3 separate regions of the Mus musculus genome follow, and all the other regions are linked to region 2. The links are chromatin loops, found by intact Hi-C in ENCODE. Cell type or tissue: heart. All regions are shown on one strand. Region 1 has its middle 81 kb from the start of Gm29040. Region 2 has its middle 32 kb from the start of Nck2. Region 3 has its middle 84 kb from the start of Nck2.

Region 1 (8,000 bases), 72 kb after region 2:
TGCCTAACTCTATTCCAGAGTTCCCCTCTCCTTGCCCGAACTTCCATCTTCTGTTTCCCACCCCAGATATTAGGCCATCAGCTTTTAATTGACAGGTGATGATTCCATGCAATACACAAGAGATTCTCTCCACACCACTGAGAAAAAGGACTTTGCAGATGTGACTAAGGATCACAAATGGAGACCATTGAAATCAGTAATCTTGGGTTAACGGAATGGGCTCTCTACAGTCACACAGGTCCTTTAAAATATGCAAGCAGGGACACCAGGATGCTGTGTTGTTGGCATTGAAGCTTAGTGGCTGTGAACCAAAGAAATCAGGTAGTATAGAAACAGACAGGAAACATTCTCCCTTAGGCATCCTCAAGGCTCCATGGCTGTGTTGATGCCTCAGTTTCAGCCAGGTGACACCTGTTTCAGACTTCTGACCTGGGGTATACGATTGCTTTAAAGTCAAATGTGTGCTCATTTGTTACAATAGCAACAAGAGATTCATAAAGGTGTTTTTTGCTGGAGAGGGCAGAATGGAAGAGCAAAGACATCCAATCTATCACAAAAGACTGGGTTCAACTACTAAACCAAAGGAGGGCCAATGTTTCTGAGAGGGAGGGGGCTGTTCCCATCACTGAAGGAGTTCATGGTCACTTGTCAGAGATATCTGGGAAGGGATTTGTGCTTTTGTGTGGGTGAGAGGAACAAAGAAAGAGAATCAGTCTCGAATGTTCTCTCCAATGCTTTCCAAACCGGAGTTTTCATTACTTTGAATTAAAAAGGATTTTATTTTTAAAAAATGGTCAAATAACAAATCCTTTGTTATAACACTGGGTCAGGTTTTTCTTTTGTATTTGGAAGTTGTAATCCTATATTTGACTAATGTACAAGGAGCAGAAGGACTTCACCACACAGGGTACTTGTGAACCAGGCTTATCTCCTCTTCCTTACTAAAGGATTTCCTTTGGTTCCAAAGCGAGACAACTTACTCAGGGCGATGCCGTGAACCTCAGAACCCCTCTGCTCTGAAGATCTCTGTCCAGGCACTGAGATAGTTGAGCCACAGAGGAGAACTGGAAAGTCCTATGGGCTCTGGAACTATATCTCCGTGAAAAGCCAAATCTCAGGCTTACAATCCGTGTAGACCAAGTATAACATAATGGTGACCACATAAGCCTCAGACTTCTTGTCTATAAAATATAGGGTGGGGTAGCACCCAAGAATTCCATACTGTTGAAAGGGCTAATGAATAAGAAAGCGCATCCACAGTGGACTTTCAGCAAGAGTCCAGATCCCTTTTGGCCCTTTATAGGTCGTTTACATGAGGACTTTTTGAGTGTGTGCTCTGTTACATGTAGCTCAGACAGGAAAGGGTTTCCAGTTTGTTTTACCAACTGACTTCTTTCATATATTAATATTTCAAAAGTCATTCTTTATCTACTTACTTTTATATATGTGCACGCTTGTGCCATGCATGCCTGTGGAGGTTACACAGCAACCAGAGGAAGTCAGTTTTCTCCTTCCATTATGTGGGTCCCAGGGATTGAACTCAGGTAGTCAGGTTTGGTGGTGAGCACCCACTGAGCCATCCCCCAGGGCCCAGATTTTAATATTGCTGCCGCTCTCTCCAGTCCTTCCTCTCCTGACACAGTATTTGATTTTAACATTTTGGACCTAAGCCGTGCTGAACACAGTCCAGCATTCTCTCAGGAGGATCTCATGCATTCCCGTGACACCATCCTCCTGGGAGCTGTGGTTGGATGCTGTTTGACAGTGCCCTGAGTTTCACCTGCTCTAATTAAACCCCATTGTAAAGCCCTGAGAGGGTGGAAACATAATCAACTATGGAGTCTAGGGGAGCGGCCTTTGGGGAGTGATTTGCATGAGGTAAGGTCAGAGTGACGTGAGACAAATTAGGAGACATCACATTGCAGAAGAATGAAAAACTAACAACTTGAAAACCAAATTCCCCCAAAAATGGCAATGGGTGGATAGGGGAGTGTGGGGGGGGGGGACTTTTGGGATAGCATTGGAAATGTAATTGAGGAAAATACATAATAAAAAAAAAAAAAAGAAAAAGAAAACCAAAATCCATTTCTTCTCACTCGCCCTAAGGGCTTCTAACTGAAATAGCTATTTATACCGCCTTCTGGCTTAGGGTTATTGTAGATGTAGGTCCCCACCGACAATATTATCAAGCCATTTCCAAGCTCTGAGACATTTGTCACTGTTTTCAACTGTTTTCACAAATGAACCTACAAGTCTGGTGTGGTGGTTTGAATAGGAGTGGCCTAGATAAGCTCATATGTTTGAGAGCTTTGTCCACAGTTAGTGAAACTGTTTGGGAAAGATTAGGAGCTGTGGTTGAATCGGAGAAGGTGTGTCATTGGGATGGGCTTTGAGGTTTCAAAATCCCATGCTAGCCTCACCCTCCCAAGCTTATTGCCTGGGCATGGGATGGAAAGCTCTTAGATACTGCTACAGTGCAATGTCTGTCTGTCTGCTTCCTACCATGGTGATAATGGACACACCCTCTGAAAGTGTAAGCAAGCCCCAATTAAATGTGTTCTTTTATAAGAGTTTTCCTGGTTATGGTGTCTCCTCACAGGAATAGAAAAGAGATGAGACATCTGGTATGGGTCATGATTTGCCCTGAGTTCCAATCCTTGTGGTATTTGATCTAGTCTGAATCTAAGGACTCAGGCTTATGAATTCAAAGAGCAAGGTCACTTGCCCTGTTGTCAGAAGCTAAAATGACAAATTTTATCACAGTGTTGGTGACCCACCTTCTATTACTACTCAGGAACTAGAGTGAGCCACCACTGTAGAGCAGCTGTCCCCATATTTCAATGACACCAGGCAGGAATTCCCAGGAGCTGGCTTACATCTCTCTGTGTACCCCAAGGAAAGCACAGACTTAAGCTTCAAGCCTGGCCTGTGGTGGTTGACAGAACACGCCTCTAGATCTTTATGCTAAAGACATCTGCATGTTGGCAACCCGGGACTTTTGAACAGCAGTCTGCAGAACACACAGACCACAGGTGTGACTGAGTAAGGTCATTGGAGGGAAGGTCATTATGCTTTAGTGGGAATGAGGCTGGAAGTTAGAGACAAGTGTGGGAATGATCACAGTTTCAGAGTGTTTGTCCATTATCATCATGACAGAGCCAGATAAATTGTACTTTGAAGAGTTACACAGATGTTGCTGGCTTTGAAGACAATGGAAAGGCCCAAGTCAAGGACTGGTAGTGGCCTCTGGGAGTTAGAAGGAAAAAAAAAAAAAAGACAGGACTGGTGTTTCCCTGCTAATCTCCAGGAAGAACTGCCAATGCCTTGGTCTTAGCCAGATGAGATGTACATCAGCTAACCCATGCCCCTGTGTTGTATCAAGATGCCAAGTTCACACTACCCTCCCAGGACCAACATGAAATGGAGTTTTCTAGAAAGAGATATAGCTAATTTCAATTCTACAGCTGGCTTTGATTTGGCTTATTGGGCCTCTTGGTGTCTCAGTCAATATGTGAACTATTTCTTTTTCTTGGTCATGCTTGGTCATTGATGAGAAAGCTATCCTTTGAAGCAGGAGGGGGTCTCCGGATTAGAGAAGGACATGAAGTCAGTTATGCTTTTTGAATTTGATAACTTTTTACAAAGAGTTGTTGACTGAACCTTGGGGTGATACCTGAGCAGGGAAGGTTGTGGGCAGAAACATTTGCATGTATCACAGGGCATAGGGCCCATTGTCAGATCCTACTATGTTTGAAAACTGAATGAAGCACTCAGAACAGGTCCCACCCCCCGAACCCCAGCAAAAGCCAGAATGAGAGGATACCCTTTGCAGAGAAACATCCTCTTCTTTTATAATCCTGCTTGATCAGTGCACAGACCCATTTGGGAACGCTCCTGGCAGCAGGGTGTACATACTTGAGTTCTCCAAGGGTGGTTGCAATGGTGATGCTGGAGCCAGTGAGTGGCCAGGCTTTGTATTATGAGCCCTGGGACCTGGAGAATGTTTCTTCCTGTAGTCATCAGTTGTATGTTTATTCTTAATATATTTCATTTTCATTTGTATAGAAGTTTCTGTTGCCAAAACGATTCTGGAATGCTATCCAGGCACACAGTAGAAGTGATGAGGACACAGAGAACAGACACCCTTATCCTGTGAGCACAGCTGAGTGTCTGCAGATACCATGCACAACATTAAGTGAAGAAATGCCTCCTCCAAGAAGCCATCTCACCCTGAATACTGTGAGTGGACAGATTTATAAGTGAGGCTTAGCACCTGTAGTTGAAAACCGCTAAGACAACACGAGCCATTCCAACATGGGATGATATGTCACGGCAAAGAGCTGTGGCTCCAAGGAGAAAAATCAATATGTACTGACTGTCCAGGAAGGCAGAAGAGAAAGTTTACTGTGGTGGAGACTTGTGTGGTCCAGAACAACTCAAATGGGATCATGTGCTGCTCCATGTGCTGCTATAGATGGTGATGGGTCATAAAGAAAAGGAGACACGAAGAAGAAAGCCTTGTAGACTAACCTGAGAGCTTCAGCCTGGTAGGCTGGCTGCTCAAACTGAACAGCACACAACGCTTCTGGGATGCAACTGCCCGGTCCCACCTTGTTTATATAGTCTTTGCTTTGGGTCACGGATCCTGCTGCTCAGGAGTTCTACTGCACTGGCAAACAGGGATGAAAATAGTCTCGCAACTAAGCAGGGAATGGGAGGAGCACCCAGGAGAACGGATTACCACCATCTAAACCCAGAGAAATGAATACATGAGCCCACTCACAAATAAAACAGGTCTAAAGCAGGCATATCTGGAGGAAGAAGGCCCTTGGAGGCCTTACCACCAGTCTGAGCCTCTGGTGTTAGCTTTATTATGACTTAAAAGGAATTTCTTAGATTAGCTTGCAGACTGCTGTCTGGGATGTGGGACCATGGCATTCTCAACCTGAAATGTTGAGAATCCAGTTGCAGTGCAGTCAACAAGGCTGGATGTCTCAGCAGTCCCAATTTGGTGCTGGAGTTCTGGAGGATTCCTGGGGAGCCCCTGGCTTTCAGTCTACATGGGAACCTTTAAAAATTTGGTTCTAATTCCAGAAAGGAATGTAGCAGCAACAGAATAGATGAACTTGAAAAAGGCATGAGTGAAGGTAAGCAGGCAAAAGGAGTGGTTTCCATGGTTTGGGGTTCATAGACTTTTGAAATATGTATTCTGTTAGGAAACAGGCCTGGGCCCAGATATAGTCTTACTAAACAAAACCAGGACGATAAGGAAGCAGGTTGAGTGATCCATATGAGACAAGCCAATTTGAATTCCTGCCCTGGTTTCCTTTAGTGATGATGATGGTGATATAAAAGAATAGGAAAAAAAATAACCCTTTCTGTGCCAAGTTGCTTTTGGTCATGGCGTTTCACCTCTGCAATAGTAATTCTAACTGGGACAGCATTACACAGGGTAGCTGCATCATTAGAAGATCGTCATTCTGTCTCCCCATGGCTGTTCCACCATGAATTCTAGAATTAGGGGACTTTGGCCAGTTTAAAAATAAATGCTCATCCCTTCTTTCCTTTCTTGCTTCTGTGAGGGGAAGTTTCCCAGCAAGCAAAGCCACACAGACAAGTTAGCAATGTGCCCCATTCTGAGACCCAGCTATTAAAGTCTCATTTAGAGTTGTAGTCCCACAGGACCCCAGCTCTTGAGTTTAATGCCTGAAATCATTTGTACAAATGCCAAAGTATATCCGAATGATGTTTGAAGGCTCTTGCCTTTATCAGAATTTGAGATCAGGGTTGGGGTGGGGCTGGGGTCAGAAAAGCGAGAACTCCCCTCCAGGAAGTTCCTACAGACATAAAATACATGTCAGGCAGAGGAGCTCTTCTTTATGGCTGACAGTTACTCGTAGAAATAGAAAGTGAACCAAAATATAGTTTTCAAAAATGTACAGTTAGTTATAAGGCTGGGGAAATTACTCTGTACAGTGGATAAAGTGGTTTGTTGTGCAAGCATGAAGACCTGAGTTCAAGTCCCCACAACCCACATAAAAGCCAGGCATCATAGCATGTATCTGTAAATCCAGATATCCTATAGTTAGAGAGGACGTGAAGATCAGGATGCTCATAGGTCAGTGAGCCTGCTGTGCACCTGAACAAAACCAGACTCAGACAAGATGGAAGACCAGATTGATATTTGAGGTTTCGCATTTGACTTCCACACATGGGCTCACATGAACTCATATAAATAACAACAACAACAACAAAACCAAAAACAAAACAAAAAAAAAACAAAACAAAAACCCAAACCCATATTTACCTAAAACTGAATGATGTGTTTGCCTTGAAACTTTCCAGCGATTAGGTATTATATTATTACTAAAATCTACTGAAATTCTACAAGTCAAGTATGAAAGGCATTCTCTTGCTTTGGAAAGGACTGCTTAAATATTCTTCATTTCATATCAACTGGGAGGGAAATGTGAATATCTTTCACTAGTGAGCTAAAAAAATCTTTTAAAAACTTGAACTATTCTTAAACAAGGAATATTTTGAAAACATTCAAATATCTTGGGTCTTTGATAACTTATAAGCTTACCCTTCTCTGCTGTCTGTGTATACCACTCACTTGGCTACAATAATAGGATTTTTCTCTAATATTTTGACACACTGCCTTCTTTCGACTGAATAACTAGATTGAACCTCATTGTCATCTTTAAAAATATTTTAAATTATCTTTAAAATAAAAATATTTCCTCATCTTTCATCACCTTCACTTTGAACTTCCATCTCTCTTTCTTATCTAGGATCTTTTTACTTGGGAGATATTAAGTGAGACAATGAACTGGTGGTTGATTCTGACCTAAACCTTTTCTTGATTCCCAGACTGATTCCAAACAGCAGTTTTGTGACCAACACACAGAGGAAATGCCAGAGAGAAAGGGGTGCAGGGAAGGAGAGAGGGAGAGAAAGGGAGGGAGAGGGAGAGGGAGAGGGAGAGGGAGAGGGAGAGGGAGAGGGAGAGGGAGAGAAAAGGAGGGAGAGGGAGAGGGAGAGGGAGAGGGAGAGGGAGAGGGAGAGGGAGAGGGAGAGGGAGAGGGAGAGGGAGAGGGAGAGAGACACGATTGATTGAGGATCTGGGAAGAGCTTGGAGGTCAAGCCCAGCCAAGGGGACAGTGAAGTCACAACTCCTTCCTCCTACTGATCTCCTGTGCTGGCTATTGTGGCTTAGTTCTAATTACTATTCCAGGTGACTCATGCTTGGGCAGGGTCCTTTATTCTTGGTCAGAGCTTCCCCTGAAAAGTGGACTCACTGGCCTTAAAGATGCAGGAACGAATAATGAGAAATTCCCCAACAGCCTATGCAGAGGGCCGTATGAATTTAAGGCAAACAAATGAGACCAACTCAGAAAACTTTTTTCTTCTCTGAATAATAAACCATCCCTCTGATATTTGGCAAGCAAAGAGGCAGCTTGAGGGAGGCTGGCTGCTGTGGTGTTGGAGTGTCTTTTCTTTCTGACCCAAAAGTTATTTTTGGTGTCTTCTGTCTCCGGGGCTGATTTCAGCTCTTTTTACAATGACTGGTCTTGCATTAGCAAATTCCTGCTACTGAGAGCTTAATTGTTATTCCATTTTCCTAATTAAAAATGGACATCTCTGGTTTGTTGCCCTGGGCTTTCAGCAGAGGATAGTATCACAAAGTTTCCCTGTGTTATGTGGGCTTGCAAGCAAAGCCTGGATCTCATTGGTCCTCATGCTTCCGGAAGGCTCAGGGTTGCTCCACACAATGTCTTCTTGTCCAAAGGAACACAGAAGAGAGGTTGGGCTAAGTTCATTAGCTTGCAAAGTGAGGGCCCTATGACCCTCGATGTGTGAATTTTGTCTCTTGCTGCCATAATGTGTCATGAGAGACACTGATCCACATGTTGACTGGTGACTTGTTCTGCTTCCCTTATTCAGAAAATCTACACACAAGTGAAAAGGTTTAGTCAGTCAAATGTGCTACCAAAGTC
Region 2 (8,000 bases):
ATAAAACTATAAATACATCTAGTAGTGTAATAAGTAGCAATAACAGGACTTTTTGTGGGAACTGACATAATGGTCAGAGAAGGTTCTTTGCAGTCAGATAAAAGGTGTGTCTCACTTAATGGATAATGTGTGTATTTAACAATTTGGAGCAATAGCCACTTCGACCATATAGGAGTGATGGTGGTTGTACCTCAGAAATCCCTTACATTTTTCTGGCTTTCTACATGGTTGCTGGGATCCAAACCCAGGCCCGAATGCTTGGTCAGCAAGCTTTCTTACTCACTGAGCCATCTCTGTACCTTTAATTCACTCTTATCAGGAAAAAAAAATCATTTAAAGTGATTTTTTTAACCCTTCATGTTGGTATTTAGGAATACAAACTGGCTTTTTAAAAAAAAGCAGTAAGAGCCAGGCGTGGTGGCGCACACCTTTAATCCCAGCACTCGGGAGGCAGAGGCAGGCAGATTTCTGAGTTCGAGGCCAGCCTGGTCTACAAAGTGAGTTCCAGGACAGCCAGGGCTATACAGAGAAACCCTGTCTCAAAAAACCAATAAAAAAGAAAGAAAGAAATCTTAGAAAAAAAAAAAGATTAAAAAAAAAAAGCAGTAAGACTCAAGGGAGTTAAGGAGAAAAGGACCCCAGAGCAAGACTAAAGGAAAGGAAAGACATGTGTTGATTTTGCATGAACTAGGTGTTGGTGTGGCCATATGGTAAAATAAATACATCCTAACATATTGATATTACAGAATCAGGTACAAGCTTTTAGATAGAGACCAGTGACATCCCTAATAGCATCTGCCAATGGCAATGCCCATGTGATGGTTTGTTTATGCTCGGCCCAGGGAGTGGCACTATTAGAAGGTGTGCCTTGTTGGAGTAGGTGTGTCACTGTGAGCGTGGGCTTAATACCCTCATCCTGGCTGCCTTGAAGTCAGTACTCTGCTAGCAGCCTTCAGACAAAGATGTAGAACTCTCAGCTGCTCCTGCACCATGCCTGCCTGGATGTTCCATTGTTCCTGCCTTGATGATAATGGACTGCCCCCCTGAACCTGTTAGCTAGTCCCAATTAAATGTTTTCCTTATAAGAGTTGCCTTTGTCATGATGTCTGTTCACATCTGTAAAACCCTCACTAAGACAAGTCCCTAAGTACAGCAAAGTTCATATTCATGAAGATATTCACAGCCACACTATCTTCATGCTAAAAAAAAATCAGAATCAAGATGCCAACAAAACCAGAGTGGGTATTATAAACCCACTCAGCAGAACATAGCGCCATCATTTTCAATAAAGTTTTTAAAACTGCAGCCCATGACAGGAAGATTGATGTTGTTTTGTTGGAAGCCAGGAGCTTTGAACCTGTGCACTCATTGGTTTTGTTCTCACACCAACCCTGTCTCTAGCCTCATTCTTTTCCCAGCCTAATCCTGGATTTCAGATGGCTATCTCTACCTGTATTTACTTTGCCTTTTCCAATAAACCTTCCACACTTCTGAAAAATTAATTCCTTCCATATTTATTGGACAAATATTTAATGAGTGCTATTCATTATCCAGAATAGTCCCCAAAGCCTGAGCTGCTTCACTGGCCAAAGGAAGATTTCTAAATCTCCAGGGAACTTGTGCTTCCTAGGGATGACCCTCTGAAGCTGACTCAGCAAACTGTGGTATATGGGAGCATTGTTAGTCCAGTAAGCACAAACCCATGGACATAAGCATGGAGTTGTCTAAATGCTTATTTGAGGGGAAAGCATCCAGGCTCAAAGACAGATGCAGCTCCAAATGGGATTGCCCTACTTTGTTGAAGGGCTAGATCATGCAGCAGGAGCATAGCTCTAATGTGGGAGAATGGAGCAGTAGTGTGGGTCAGAGGAGAGTGGCTCTGGCATGGCATTTGGAAGAGTTCCTGTCCTGGGATGAGTGGAACAAAGGGAGGAAAGGCATAGGTCACTTCCAGGATTCAGGGTAAGAAGAAGTGAGTGGATTCGGAGTCTCTTTTGGCACAGAGCTACAGACTTTCACAGGGAGATATGTGAGGAAACAGGAGAAATCCCAGATCTTAGCATAAGCAACTGGAAGGATGTAATTGTCACCAGATGAAAGGACATGTGATGCTCAACACACGTGCTAGGCCTCTCAGTGGCCATGCTGAAGCCAGGAGCATAGAGACTCTAGCAAGAAGGCATGACTGTAATGCTGGCATGTTTTGTTTGGGTTTTGGCCTGATATAAGGTCGTGTATATAACAAGCTGGTGTCTGATTAGTGATCCTTCTGCCTTAGTCTCCTGAGTGCAGGGATTATAGGCCTGTACCACCATGCCTGGCCCATGGTGGACCTTTGACTTTTGAAGGGCTATCTTGCTATTGACGAGTTGATGTTGTGTCATATCCCTCACTGCCACTGCATTTTCAAATCTCAAAGGTTCTCCAGAGTGTGTCCACCCTGGATGCTGTATCTATGACATTCAGTGGGCCAGGAGAGTGGGTAGTGCTCTCATCCAAGAGACCTACCTCCCACCATTGCTCCCATTTAACCTCCCTATAATTCATCTAGAATGAAATAAACTGTTTTTATTTCTATGACAAGATACCAAAGACCAGGTAACTGATTTTTTTAAAAAAGAGATTTATTTTAAGTCTTGCTTCAGAAGCTGGGATGCTCACAAACATGGCAGTAGCAGATACTTGGTTTCTGGTAAAGACCTCATGATGTGTAGATTCCTGAAAGAAAGCAGAAGGTAAGTGTGTGTGTGTGTGTGTGTGTGTGTGTGTGTGTGTGTGTGTATGTGTGTGTGTGTGTGTTTGGAGAGAGAAAGAGAGAGAGAGAGAGAGAGAGAGAGAGAATTGTTTTATAACAACTCCATCTTACAGGAACAAATCCAGTCTTTGAGAATGAGAGTTCATGCTTAAAAAGCAGACATTGGTATCCATCCAAGAAAACTGGTACCCATGACCCAAACACCTCCCACCAGTTCCCACCTCTCCTCTACACTGATGTATGTGGAGTTAAGGTTCCAGCCTGTCAGATTTGAGCATACATTCAGACTATAGGCAGTTCCATCTCCTGTTTCCCTAAATAACATGATGTCTTATACTTGGATAACATGTGCTCACATTGCTTAGGACCTTCCAAATGCTATGTCCTCTTTTCTTATTACATAGTTGTCAGTGGAAGTTCTGATGACCCAATAAGGGACATATTTCCTGGCAAATGTGGGTAGTACCTTTTTTTTAAAGGTTCATATTTCAGTATTTATAAAACCAGAGAATAAAAACCATATATTTTTCTCCTCTCTGTGTCTCTCTTCCTTTTGACATTTGGGGGGTGTGTGTGTGTGTGTTGTATGATAGAGGACAGATTACATCCTTTGTTTCCAATAAATTGTTATTGATGAAAGTAAAGTATTATAGATATAAGCACCTGCATGGAAATGGATTGTAACACATCATTTATCAAATATGCTTTGGCCCTGGTTCTCCCAATATTTATGTGACAATAGTTAAAAGTTACAGAGACTTATTCTGCACACAGTGTGTATTTACACAACAGTCTTAGGATGTGGGGAAAGCAGGAGTCACCCCCTTCTACTGACAAAAGCAAAAGACACAGAGGAGAAGTTATCATACTGGAGGCAAGTCAGTCAGGAGCTAGGAGAGGTCTGAGCCTCAGCTGCCTGAGCCTGCTTTTCCACAGGGTTTATCTGCTCAGAGCACTTTCTCTCTGGGGCTGAGAGTGCCCCTATCAACAGGCACCCCAATCTAACTGAAACAAGTAGCTACAGCTGACTCACCCCTGCAGAGAAAGCCCAGGCAAATGTCTTAGCTCACTGTGACTTAAGCACATCTATCATTGTTTTTCTGGTGTGATAATCATATTCATAGTGACATTAGTAAATATCTAGCATGGAAGACACTAAGCATTCCTGGAAATGATGGGAACAGCCAGACCATCAGAACAGTCTCTCTCTCTCTCTCTCTCTCTCTCTCTCTCTCTCTCTCTCTCTCTCTCTCTCTCTGTGTGTGTGTGTGTGTGTGTGTGTGTGTGTGTGTGTGTGTGTGTGTGTTTGCTCATGCTCGTGCGCAGAAGAGCTCTTCTCTACTCTGCTGTACTCCTTTGCCTCTATAGTGACCCAAGGAGATACTAGCCTTAATTCCATTGCTATGCTCTCTGCCAACCACCTTGTTTAGTCATATCTTGTCATGGTGGCACCAGTAGCCCGGGAAAGTCAACAACACCCTGAGTCATTCTGCTGAAGAGTGGGCATGTCAAAGCCAGCACTTTCTTCTGGAAGATGTTAAGTTGCAGTGCTCTTCCTTGAGGACTTCAGCGAGACCTGCAAGGCTTTGAAATGTCACAGCCCCAGATTTTTTTTTTCAACTACTACTGACATCTGACCCACTGAAAATTGCCACTGAGTCGTGTTCAAATATTTGAAGTCCTCTGTCTGATTGTTTCTCGTGCTCAAGAGACTGTGAGCAAATACCATGGATCTGATGTCTATGCCAGGAGTCACTGATCATTGTTTCCTTTGCACACGGATCTATCTGCTGAAGCTCTAGGCACGGAGCTTTGTCTAGAGACTCCAACCTGGGTCAGCACAGGAAAAGACTGTGGGCTTCCTTAGAGATGGAAGAGAGCCCCCATCCAACAAATGCCATAGTTCTGAGGTCATCTGCTGCAGGAAGTGACAACCCACTAGGGAAGGAGTAGGAGGTTATTTGTCTAGATTAAAACTGAGATCAGAGTTAACTCTGTTGCCTTTGTGAAAATCACAATGCAGTTTGGAAGCAGCCAAAACTTTTGGAAATGAGGACACCACCTGATTCACATTGGCTTACGGTGCTGGTGTTTAGCTTTTTTAGTGTTCCTGCTACACCAGGAGTATTTAGTCCTTGAGGGATTCACCTATTATAGCATGAGGGTTCAGGTTGCCAAACTGTCCCCATCTGTAACCTGAAAACAGTGCAACAATTGGTATCTCCTGCTCACAGCAACATAGACTTATCCACCCAGATCTCTCACTTTAAGTGGACATGGGACTTTCAGGGGAAACGTATTAGAGACAGATACTCAGTCCACACCTCAGGGCCTATGAGTCAAAGCCCTGATGTGGTTCTCAAGAATTTGCATATCTTTCAGTTGCAAGCAATGGTGGAAATGCTGGTTCATGGTCACAAGTCAAAGACGACCAGAAAATTGAATTCTCCATGCAGTGGTGGCACGTGCCTTTAATTCCAACACTTAGGCAGAGACAGGCAAATCTTTGAGTTTGGCCTATAGAGCAAGTTCCAGGACAGTTGAGGCTATACTCAGAAACCCTGTTTCAAAAAACCATTTTGAAAAGGAAAGATTGAATTCTTCTTGCTTTTTTTATAAGCCCAGAAGTAGATTAGGGTGGAAAGGAGATTGGATCCAGAAGACACTCCTGGGCTAGATTTCAACTCTGACAGTTAGCAGTTGTGTGGACTGGGAAGGATTTTTGTACTCTCTAAAAACTTCAGTTCACTAACCTATAAGATAGACAGCAGCAATGACAAAATACTCTTCAGCAACATTTTTTGGAGTAACTGCAAAAACAGTGAATGTTGTCTAGAGTTGAGTCAGTGGAGTTCTGCTGTCCCAAACCTTGGTCTCAGCACGAGCATGGGCCTTGATTAAATAATAATGTTGAGCTCCTCTGAAGAGCCAGTTTTCTGAGAATAATCCATATCTCAAAAAGCAAGAAGCTTCTTTAGGAAGATTTGGATGCTGATTTTTGCCACAAATTGCCGTTTGACAAGACCACAGTGTGGAAGTCTGCAATTCTATATTGATGATGCCTTTTCAAAGAGAATATCCATCCAAACCACAATGGCATTTGGCCTGAGATCAGGGCACTAAGCACACAGATGACTTGGAATTAAATATATCACTACTGAATGCTGTCTAGAAGTTCAGTGTCTTGTAGCAGACATTGATGCCTCTGTAATTTGTTTTCAACAGAATCCGGTCTCTGTTCACATTGCACAAAGCCACAGAGAAGAACCAGGGGCAAAAGTGCCTTGAATCCTTCTCCAGATAAGCCTTTTCTATGGTAACTTTTAAAGAAGTAGGGAATACGCAAGGAATGAGTCAAATAGTGACTAAGAACAGATGCTCAGGAATGTGCCTGCATCCCTTCTTCATAGACCTGGGAGCAATGCCATTTTCATGTCCCATTGGTTAAACACCAATTACTCCAAGGAGCTTTGTAGATATTAAAATTCTTACCTATCCCTTCTCAAGCCTCTCCTGACACTATAAGCTGTCTTCTTAATAGCCAGAGAATGGAAATATCCCAAGTGTGTTGGATAGTTTATGTCAACTTGACACAAGCTAAAGTCATCAGAGAGGAGAGAACCAAGAATGAGAAAGTTCCTCTGTAAGACTAGTCTGCAGGCAAGCCAGTAGGGCATTTTCTTAATTAGTGATTGATAGAGGAGGCTCTAGACCACTGGGGGTGGAGTCATTTCTGGTGGTCCTGGTTTCTCTAAGAAAACAAGCTGATCAAGCCATGGGGAACAAGCCAGCAAGCAGCACCACTCCATGGTCTCTGCACTAACTCCTGCCTCCAGGTTCCTGCCCTGCTTGAGTTCCTGTCTGGACTTCCTCTGAGGATGAACTATGATGTGGAAGCATAGGCCAAATAAACCCTGTTCTCCCCAGGTTTATGATGTTTCATTACAGCAGTCGAAGCCCTAACTAAAGACACCAATGTTCAGAGACAGATACACAGGTGAAAAAGGAATAAAAAACCATGGCACATCCACACAATGAAAGATGCAGCCTGAAAAGGGAGAGGGGTCTTATATGGAAAGTCTAGTATTTTAAGTGAAACTCCCTTATACATGGATTCATTATATATTTTTTATTTATTTAAGAAAAGTTTTACAAATTTGTTAATATTTCGGCAACATTATTGCAACAAGGTTAAAAGGCAGACAGACTAGTATAGGCTTTAAAGGAACAAATCAGGGTTATACAATTAAATTATTACACAGATCTAAGAGGTTTACAAGGCCTAGAAAACTAATTAAGTCTGAAAGATTAGATCCAGTATTATCACCTACAGTATCTCCAAGTTCAACTGCTTCATTCATTCCTTATGTTTCCTAACTTCTCCCAAACACAGTGCTCTCAAATTCCTAAAAGAAAGAACATAAGAAATTCTGATACTAAGAGAGTACAGAGATAAAGAAGAGCTGGAAAAATTAACTTTAACTTGCAAGTTACATGGAAGCCAAAACTTACTTGAGTCAATCAAAAGATTTCTGTGCCCTGAATACTGTATGTGAGGAGGCTATGAGTCAGAGTTTAGAAGTAGGTTACAAATTAGCAACATACTGTATTATTTCTACCAATTTTTTCTCCTAAGTTATACTTGTAACAAAACTAGAGTTAGGTGCTTAGGACACTTGCTTCTTCCACACCGGGCAGAGCTGGGGCAGGCGGAGCTGATGGCTGAGGGTCTGCTCATTGTGCTTACTTATCTGTGGAATGAACAAGCAACACGCACAACATCTCCCCAACATCTCGAGGTAATGCATGTTAACAGAAATGCTTTCAAAGAAACAACCGGAATTGCATTAAATACTGCCTTAATAATAACTACAATACTAAATAAAACAAGTAACATATATTATTCTCTCAAGGAGCCTCTGAAATTGAACAGCAGAAATCAATCTGAAGATCTGAAGAAGGTCAAGGCTGGTAGCTTGGGGACTTGGGTGGTGGATCAGCCGGACCACAGGCACACACAGCCTCAAAGCCTGCTACTAATCTGGGGGAGGAACTGAGCTAAGATATGACTTGTGGGATCATAAAGCCGGCTAGGAAACTGACCCAAGGGACAAGGAGAACCAGTGACACTGGTGTCTGGTAAGAAAACGACTCTGGCTTGGGCTGACCAACAGCCTGTGTTTTAAATGGCTTTGAATTTTAAAAAGAGAACTACTTCCTTTATTTTCTTGGAAACAAATCAAAA
Region 3 (8,000 bases), 52 kb after region 2:
TCACATAGCATCATCACTTGGGTCTACATGTAGACTTTCTCATCTTGGGGGCCCCCACTTAGCATTACAATACATAGCAAAAGACCAAACCTCAACACAGTCATTTTCTTTAAACATTCAGGAGCAGAGGGCAGTGTGAAGTGAGAAAGGTAGGAATAGGTAGAGCTGCCGTGCTACCATGAAGGGAACAGACAAAAAGGGTGGTTATGGCCTTGCTGGGGTGGCAAAGAGTCCAAGGCCTGAGGAGGAGGCTGAAGGTCCTTCCAAGAGAGAGAAAAGAAACTCTGTGCTAGGAAGCTAAGTTTGGTGGAGATTTTTAGCATGTAGTGATTAATAAGATCTGGTTTCAAATACCTGGAGGTGGAGTTATTCATGACAAATTGGCCTGGGGTATTTATAACCAAAGGAATTACCAGTGGAGAATAGATGACAGGAAGTGAGGGAATGGGGGCATTTTGACTTCAGTTATATTTGCAGAGAGGGGATAGCAGTATTAGTCAGATAATAGAAAGATAGATAGAACACACACACACACACACACACACACACACACACACACACACACTCGTCCACCCACAACCCATAGATAGCTACATACCCTGGATCCTCCCAGAAGGGAAGACAGGCTGATTACAAACGCTAGTGCTGGGAGAGAGGATGCTATGCTTCTGCTGAGTTGGCATAAAGTGCAAGTGGAAGGGATCTGGGTTCAGCACACACAACTTAAACTTCTTGCCATTTTCTTTCCTAGTGTGTTCTTCCCTTTCCCAATACCCAGCGAAGGCTAGCTCAGTGGAAGCTGCTGAGTCCTCTACCCTGGTACTCATCAGGAGAGCATCTCTAGGCTTAGTTTGCTCGGTGATGTGTCCAGTTATGGTCCATACTTCCCAGGGAGATGATAACCCATTTTGCCTCTGCTGCACCTTTCTCCATACCCTAATCCTGATCTCACAGGAAGGTTTCAGTTGCAGTGGAATTTCCTGTCTGGGTACCCTTTTCTGTGCACTCCATTAGACCGCAAAGAAATGAACTTATAATCAAAGCTACTGTTGGAGTGATCTATACCAGATGTTTATACCTTAACTCATCTCTGAGGTTGCTTTCAGGGGCTTCATCTCCTTAAAAGACAAAGAGAAAGAGAGACAGAGATCCGTAGCTGGAAGCATTTCTCTTCTCTTTTGCAGAAACTGCCAAGTCCACACAGTGATCCGATCATGATGCTCTACCTAAGAAGAAACGGGTAGAGCTTGTTGATTTAAGGCAGAGCTCGTGTGGCATTCAACTAGTGCCCAAGCTGTGCTATGTCCTCCTTGTCCAGAAAGATGAGCTGAAAGAGATGAAGCCATCCTAAGGATCTAGCAAGATGAAATTATATGGACAATATTGATCTCTAAGTAAGGGCAGTGGAGGGTGGGCTGTGGAAGCAAAAAGTCAGGAAAATGAACCTTTCTGCTGCCCATCCCACACTGCCTTTGACCTAAAGCTCTGGCCTCCACTTCTTGTTCCCTTTCTCTGCTCCCTGTGTGGATGAACTGTGAGCTCTGCCTCCTAACTGCCAGGCTGCCATATAATTTAACCCTTGCTGGACTCTATCCCCCTGGCCCTGTAAGCAAAAACAAACTCTTCTTTGCTCTGTAAAATTTTCTCAGGATTTCTTTTTATTACAACGATGCAAAAGATGTTCTTTTACTCTCCATCTGGATGACAGTGTGCTCTGGTGAGCCCTGCACACTCAGTTTGGCCTAAAACTGGTTTCCACTGAAACAGAAGGAAGCCTTGCTTTGTCCTTTTCCACTGCAGAGATCTTTTATTATCATCTATCTACCCATAGTGTTAGAGGGTGAGTTGATGATAGCAACATTTGCAAGTACTCAGTCCATTGGAAGCAGGAGCTGGGCACACATTAGTTCTTCATTCTCTGTGCTCTTTTCTGTATGAGTGGAATGCCCAGGGTGAATTCATACTCAGAACATTTCCCTGAAGGCTGGCTGTATCTGAACCCTTAGTAGTCTTAGAACATGCAGTTAGCTGAATTCTCAGGACCTGTTGAACTGGAGCAGGCTCTACGGAAACCAAGGCAGGCCTGATTACTAGCAGGTCCTCTATTCTTTTCCCTAATTCCTTTGACATGAAGACTGCCCTCCCCATGAAATTGGCTGTGATGTGTGGTCCCAGTGGCCCTCTCATTTTTCAATAACCTGGAACCTTTAGCTTTTTCTGGGTTAACCACAATAGGTCTAAGCACCTACCCACTAAACTTGGGAGACGTTGGTTGAATTCAGTCCAATTTAGATTTGGGACAAGACAGTGTGCTCTTCCTCCCCGGAATTTGCCCTCGAGGGAGCCTGGGCAAATTGTCAAGGACGGATGTCTCCCTTCCTGTGTTCCTTTCACTCCCCCATCCTGAGAACATTCTCTCTCCTCCCCCTCATGGCTCAGCATCTCCCTCTGCCTCTCAGGAACTGGTCATCTCCTACCTGCTCTTGGCACCCTAGCCTGAGACTCTCTCCATTTGCCTCTTCAAACTCCACAGGCTCAGAGCTCACCCCTATATGGTCTTGCCCACATTAATGGAAACCGAGGTTGCAAAGCTGAGGCCAGAGCCCAGCCTCCAAACTTTGGCTCAGTGGTTCCCCTGATAATTTGTAGTTCACTCTCAGGATCTCAGGGAAGTCCGTTTCCTGTGTTGCCCATGCTGCATCTGTTCTTCTGATACCCTAAACTGAGCCAGACACGAGCATCCTGACTTAGTTTCCCTTTTTGCCCTCATTCATGGACACCTGCTTGAACTTCACTGGGGACATAGCATTCCCTATAGCATAGCTACTCAGTGGAATGATAAACAGAGACGGAAAACAATCTTGCAGGGATCCTTGATGCCACCAGGATCACTGCTCTATTGGTTGAACAAATCTGTGTGGTATGCAAAGTACTTTGTCCTTCCTGTTTCATAATTCCAAATCACCAGAGACTCTTTTTAATTTGTTAGTAAGGAGTTCAGCTTGCTGGCTGTTCGGCTTCTCTAATAACATATATTTCTTGCTTGTTCTTTCTCTTTCTCTCTTTCTCTCTTTCTCTCTTTCTCCCTTCCTTCCTTCCTTCTTCCTTCCTTCCTTCCTTCCTTCCTTCCTTCCTTCTTTCTTTCTTTCTTTCTTTCTTTCTTTCTTTCTTTCTTTCTTTCTTTCTTTCTTTCTTTCTTTCTTTCTTTCTTCCTCCCTTGGAAGCAGGCATGTGCTAGAAAATGGAAAAGAAGTGATACAGAAGCATCTTCCAGACTCCCTTTGCCTTCCAGGAACTGATTATCTACAGAGGGAGACCAGGCGGGAAGCCTGGCATCTGTCACAGAGAGCAATGGGGTCATCTTCTCAGCGCCTTGCAGTCTCTAGGCACATTCATGCCTCTCACTTACTACCCGTGACATCTTGTGAACGAGGAAGTCAAGACTTTGATGTGGATTTAAAGTAAGAGAAATAGAAAGCTCTTGATGAAAAAAAAAAAAGAAAGAAAGAAAAAAAGAAAAGAAAAGAAAAAGGCTCTCCAGTGCCTCTTAGAAACAGTTAGAATTTTACTTTCTGAACAGGTTCTCTCTGCCCCCACAAATACCGGCTAAGGTACAGTTTCACAGCGATGCTGTCTGGGGTCAAGTATGTTTGCTGACATGGGCAGCTAAGTATACTAAAAGCCTAATGGGCTTATAGCTTTCAAATTAGACTAGACCAGCACTTTGTGGTGATGCCAGCATAGAAGAGAGCCAAGATGGAAGGAGCTGAGTGATCTGGGAAGAGAGAGAGGAAGCTAGGGGTCCTTTGCTCGGATTCTCTGGGGGGTATCAGAGGATGTGGAATGGGGGGGGGCTTGGAAGCCCTGTAGTGGGGTTGCTTCTGTCATGGCCTCATGGGTAGTACAGCCTGCATGTGCAAGCCTTGTGGGTTGAGTGATGATCTCTTGCAAATGAAAGCTGTCGGAATCAAGGCATAGGCAGGGCAGGGCAGGGCAGGGCAGGGGTTGATCCTCTTGCTTCTCTTACTTAAATGAGAAGTTTCTTTTCTGCCCATTGATCTGTGAAGTTCTTGTCATTTAGCATGGAGAAGTGAGTTTTCCCTGGTTACTGATGGGAGACGGCAGAGAGCTAGTTTGAATGGGGGTCATGCCTAATGAATCCAGACTGAAACTAAGCAGTGACTTCAGAAGCCCTCACCACAAACCGGAAAAGAGAAGGGGGAGGGCTCAAGGAGCAGTGCTGTGTGTTCCAGATTGGAAGCACTGACTCAGAAGGAAGCTGAGTCAATACTGTTTGGGATTTTATTTGTTTTTCTCTTTAAAAAATGTGTTGTTTTATGCCTTGTTGTTGACATTATTTGTCTGAATTGAACATCTGCTGTGTGCTAGTCTCTGTTACCCACTCAGGTTTTCTCACACTAAGTCTTTTGCATTTGGGCACAGCTGTCTTAAATGGTTGCCTGGCTCTTATCCCCTCCATCCCCTCTTGCTTTAACTCAGCTCATGAGGTAAAGGACATGGGATTTACCTCCAATGTAAAGCTTGCTCCAGGTCCTCGTGCGTGAGCAGACAGGATTTATCTTTTGATACCTGAGGATCCATAACCGGGGTGGCTTGTCCCTAACTTTAGGTTCAACTGCTACCTAACAAGTGTCAATCTTCTGCCTCTTGGCTTATGTAAGAGGCAAAAGCGTGGCAGCCCCTGAGGCAGAACAGCTTTATCTGCAACACAGAAATCTTAGAGAAGAGTTTTCTGACCAGCCTCTGCTCGCTGGGGTCACAGAAATGTCAGTCTCCAAAGTCATTAATCCTTTGCGAGCAGCAGCCATGTGGACAGAGACTACAATAGAGCTCTCTCTCCCTGGAGTCAGGATGTTTGGAAACTGCAATTTGATTGTCACTGGATAAATCACCACTGTACTGTGTAGGGGATAAATAGAGACCAGAAGGAAAGTGTTGTGTCCAGGGTGCCTAACAGTGCCGTTGCCAGCATTACCCTTGCAGTGAGTAGCTAGCCCACAGCTATGAGGGGAAATGAGGACTTTTTTTTTTTTTAAAGAAATATATATATATATATTCTCATAACCAAAACCACAGGTACCTGAACCTGGCATCTGAAGGAAAGTCCCCCTTGAACACTCAGAGCTGTGAATTCACTAGTGAGAATTTCCTCCCAGTTCGAAACGACCACGTGGACGGTTCAGATGGCTCTGCTCGGAAACACGCTGAATGTTTACATGGGGCCATCCTTTTTCAGCTGCTTCGTGATGAAGGGTTGTGGATGGTCATTGTTCCCTTTGTTCCCTCAGCTTGGAAAACAGAAAACATAACATCCAAGAGACACAGCTTCTACAGCCCTCACACACAGTCAGGGAGCCAGGGGTGGAGTTGGGAGGTGGGTGGGGTGGATGGGGGCGACAGAGAGGATCTGTTATTGGTTGTTTGATACTCTGTGACCTTCAGACTATAGCCTTTCTTTCCAGTTTGGCTTGGAGGGAAGAAAAAAGTCCTCCTGGCTGTATGAAGCACATGGTGTAACTGAACACCATGCTCTCACAGGGTCTGCATTTTTGTAAAAATGGGTCGAGGTTGTAAATTCCAGTTTCTGAAGGTTGATAAAAAGTCCTTTAGAGATTCTGTGTCAGATAGCTAAAGCCTTTCTCTCTCAGATGATTGAGCTCAGGTAGAGGGAATACAGGCTTGCCCCGTCTGCATTCCAGCTAATATCAGCCTACAGGTATGGCAGCAATCCTACAATATAACTCAGGATCTGGGCTTCCTATTGCCTAGGACTTCCTGCGGTCTCTTCTATGTTCAGCTACATAGACACTATTGTGGACCAGTGGCCCATGTTACCAAATGCCACCAAGCTATGGATGGGTGTGGCCTAGGAGAATGGACTCTGCACGGTCTGGGTGTGTGGTAGACTGTTATACTCAGGCCTGGGGGGACGGGGGGTTGGTAATCTAGGGAGCTCACACAGTGATGAGACAAATATTGAGATTTCAGGTTGGTGTCACTATGCCTCATGCCCTTCCTTACCATTGACATTGAAAGTCAACTCCTTACTAATGAATCTATCTCCCATTATGCCAGGACCCTGTAAGGATCATTGACTAAAGGATTTAGCATGGAGCCTGATCAGTGGCTTGCCTTTTTCACCTAGTTCAGTCTTGTGTTTGGTAAATTTTTGTTTTTCACACTTTCTTTGTGCCTCCTTCAGTCTGCAAATTTTCAGTGTGCCCTATCACTCCAGCCAGTCTCCCCACCTCAAAAACCCACCTAAAATCATTTTATAAGTTACCTTACATTGGAATTATGTTCACCTGTTCAGTAGTCTCTCTAGCCATGAGGAACAAATTCGAAGATGCTGCCCTCCAGTGCATTCTGAGACCACACATAGAATTGAACCCGATATATACTATATGCCTTTCTATGCATGTATACCTGTGATAAATCTTACTTGATAAATTATGAGCAGTAAGATATTAACATCAATAGTAATGAATTATAACAGTATAATAAAAATGACACGAATGGGACCCTTCTCTCATTTTTATTATATACTATACATTTCATTCATGACTGACCACACGGGAACTGAAACCACAGAAATTTGAACAACAGACAAAGAGAAACTTGTATATCGTCTATTTTCTCCCAAACCACACAATAAACTCTGTAGTATCAGGATTGATATAATTTAATCCTTCTTCATAGTTATGGCTGAGTATTGATTGTTCTTTACAAATAATAGGTACTTAAAGGAATTTTATTCCTCAATTTGATCCACACTGACACCCAAGGAGCAGGTGATGATGCCTACTTTCAATGAGAATGAAGTGGTAAAGCTGTGTGCTCTTGTTACGTTACACTAGCAAACGGGACAGGAGGGTCCTGGCTCTCATCCTACCCCCAAGGCCTCACTCTGGGCTAAGACAATCATTGGTAAGCTTACGGGTTGTCTAAGAAAGTTTGCAAAGCCCTTCACTAGCAGTAACATCCTGCTAATGTCACAGTTCAATATCCTTATCCATAGGTTTGAACCTACAGATTAAGCCAAGTCCAGAATGAAAAGAACTGAAAGAAACCCACATCTCTACCAGACAGTTTGATTTTCCTGACTCCCCAAGTAAGACAGCGGCATGTCTACTAATTACACAGAATTCACATGCGATTACATGTCACGGTGCTACAGCTTACAGGAGAATGAGAGCAGGTCACATATAAACACCACACTATTTGGTACAGGGGACTTGCACACCCGTGAACTGAGTGTCTGAGGAGGATTCTAGAGTAAACCCTCAGCATCTGCTTCTTGCTTGACACGCTCTAGTGGGTCCTGTGCCTGGCAGGCCTCATTTGTCAGCTGGTTACAGATGGGCTGCACGCCAACCAGGGAACGAACAATGTGCCTATTGTTGCCTGTCTCCTGGACACTGTACTCTTATTTGATACAGCCAAACAGCACCCTGGCTTTCTTTGGCATCTATGACCCATTTTTTTAAAAGTCAAAATAAACATATGGTTATTTAAATCCCTAATGCTCTTTCTAGAGAAAAAGCGATGTTCTTTTCCTGGTTTCATTAACATACATTGTTTTTTAAATTTAATAATTTTTCTAGATCACTTTTTCCAGCTCTTACTAATATTTTAATTAAAAAGAATGTTATTTTTGTATGTGAAATCCTAAGCTTTTGAATATTTTTCAATATTATATTCCTCACATGATATTTTAGGTTCACAAAAGGGTTGATTTTTAAAATGTCATTTATAAGAACACTGTAGTGGGCTGGTGGCTCAGTGGTTAAGAGCACCGACTGCTCTTCCGAAGGTCCCGAGTTCAAATCCCAGCAACCTCATGGTGGCTCACAACCATCTGTAACAAAATCTGATGCCTTCTTCTGGAGTATCTGAGGACAGCTACAGTGTACTTACATATAATAAATAAATAAATCTTTTAAAAAATAAGAACAATGTATTTTTTTATAAGTCTGAGT

Evidence for each region. Hi-C counts contacts between places; a loop is a spot of excess contacts. Peaks named below come from ENCODE experiments on the same cell type or tissue, not always from the same donor. Only the 100,000 strongest peaks of a DNase experiment are listed, where the experiment ranks them.
Region 1: a loop joins it to region 2, with 1.9 times the contacts of the local background. A loop is called at or near these places in 4 of 42 quality-filtered maps.
Region 3: a loop joins it to region 2, with 2.1 times the contacts of the local background. A loop is called at or near these places in 2 of 42 quality-filtered maps.

Annotation. Positions count from the first base shown.
Region 1 is chr1:43,337,975-43,345,974 of GRCm38, reverse strand. No RefSeq gene overlaps it. Among named protein-coding and RNA genes, the nearest start is that of Gm29040, 81 kb to the right of the region's middle. In heart, no CTCF peak of the experiment used is centred here; a DNase peak (open chromatin) is centred at 7,244.
Region 2 is chr1:43,410,155-43,418,154 of GRCm38, reverse strand. No RefSeq gene overlaps it. Among named protein-coding and RNA genes, the nearest start is that of Nck2, 32 kb to the left of the region's middle. In heart, no CTCF peak of the experiment used is centred here; a DNase peak (open chromatin) is centred at 4,644; H3K27ac peaks cover 1,013 bases.
Region 3 is chr1:43,357,748-43,365,747 of GRCm38, reverse strand. No RefSeq gene overlaps it. Among named protein-coding and RNA genes, the nearest start is that of Nck2, 84 kb to the left of the region's middle. In heart, no CTCF peak of the experiment used is centred here; no DNase peak of the experiment used is centred here; H3K27ac peaks cover 1,803 bases.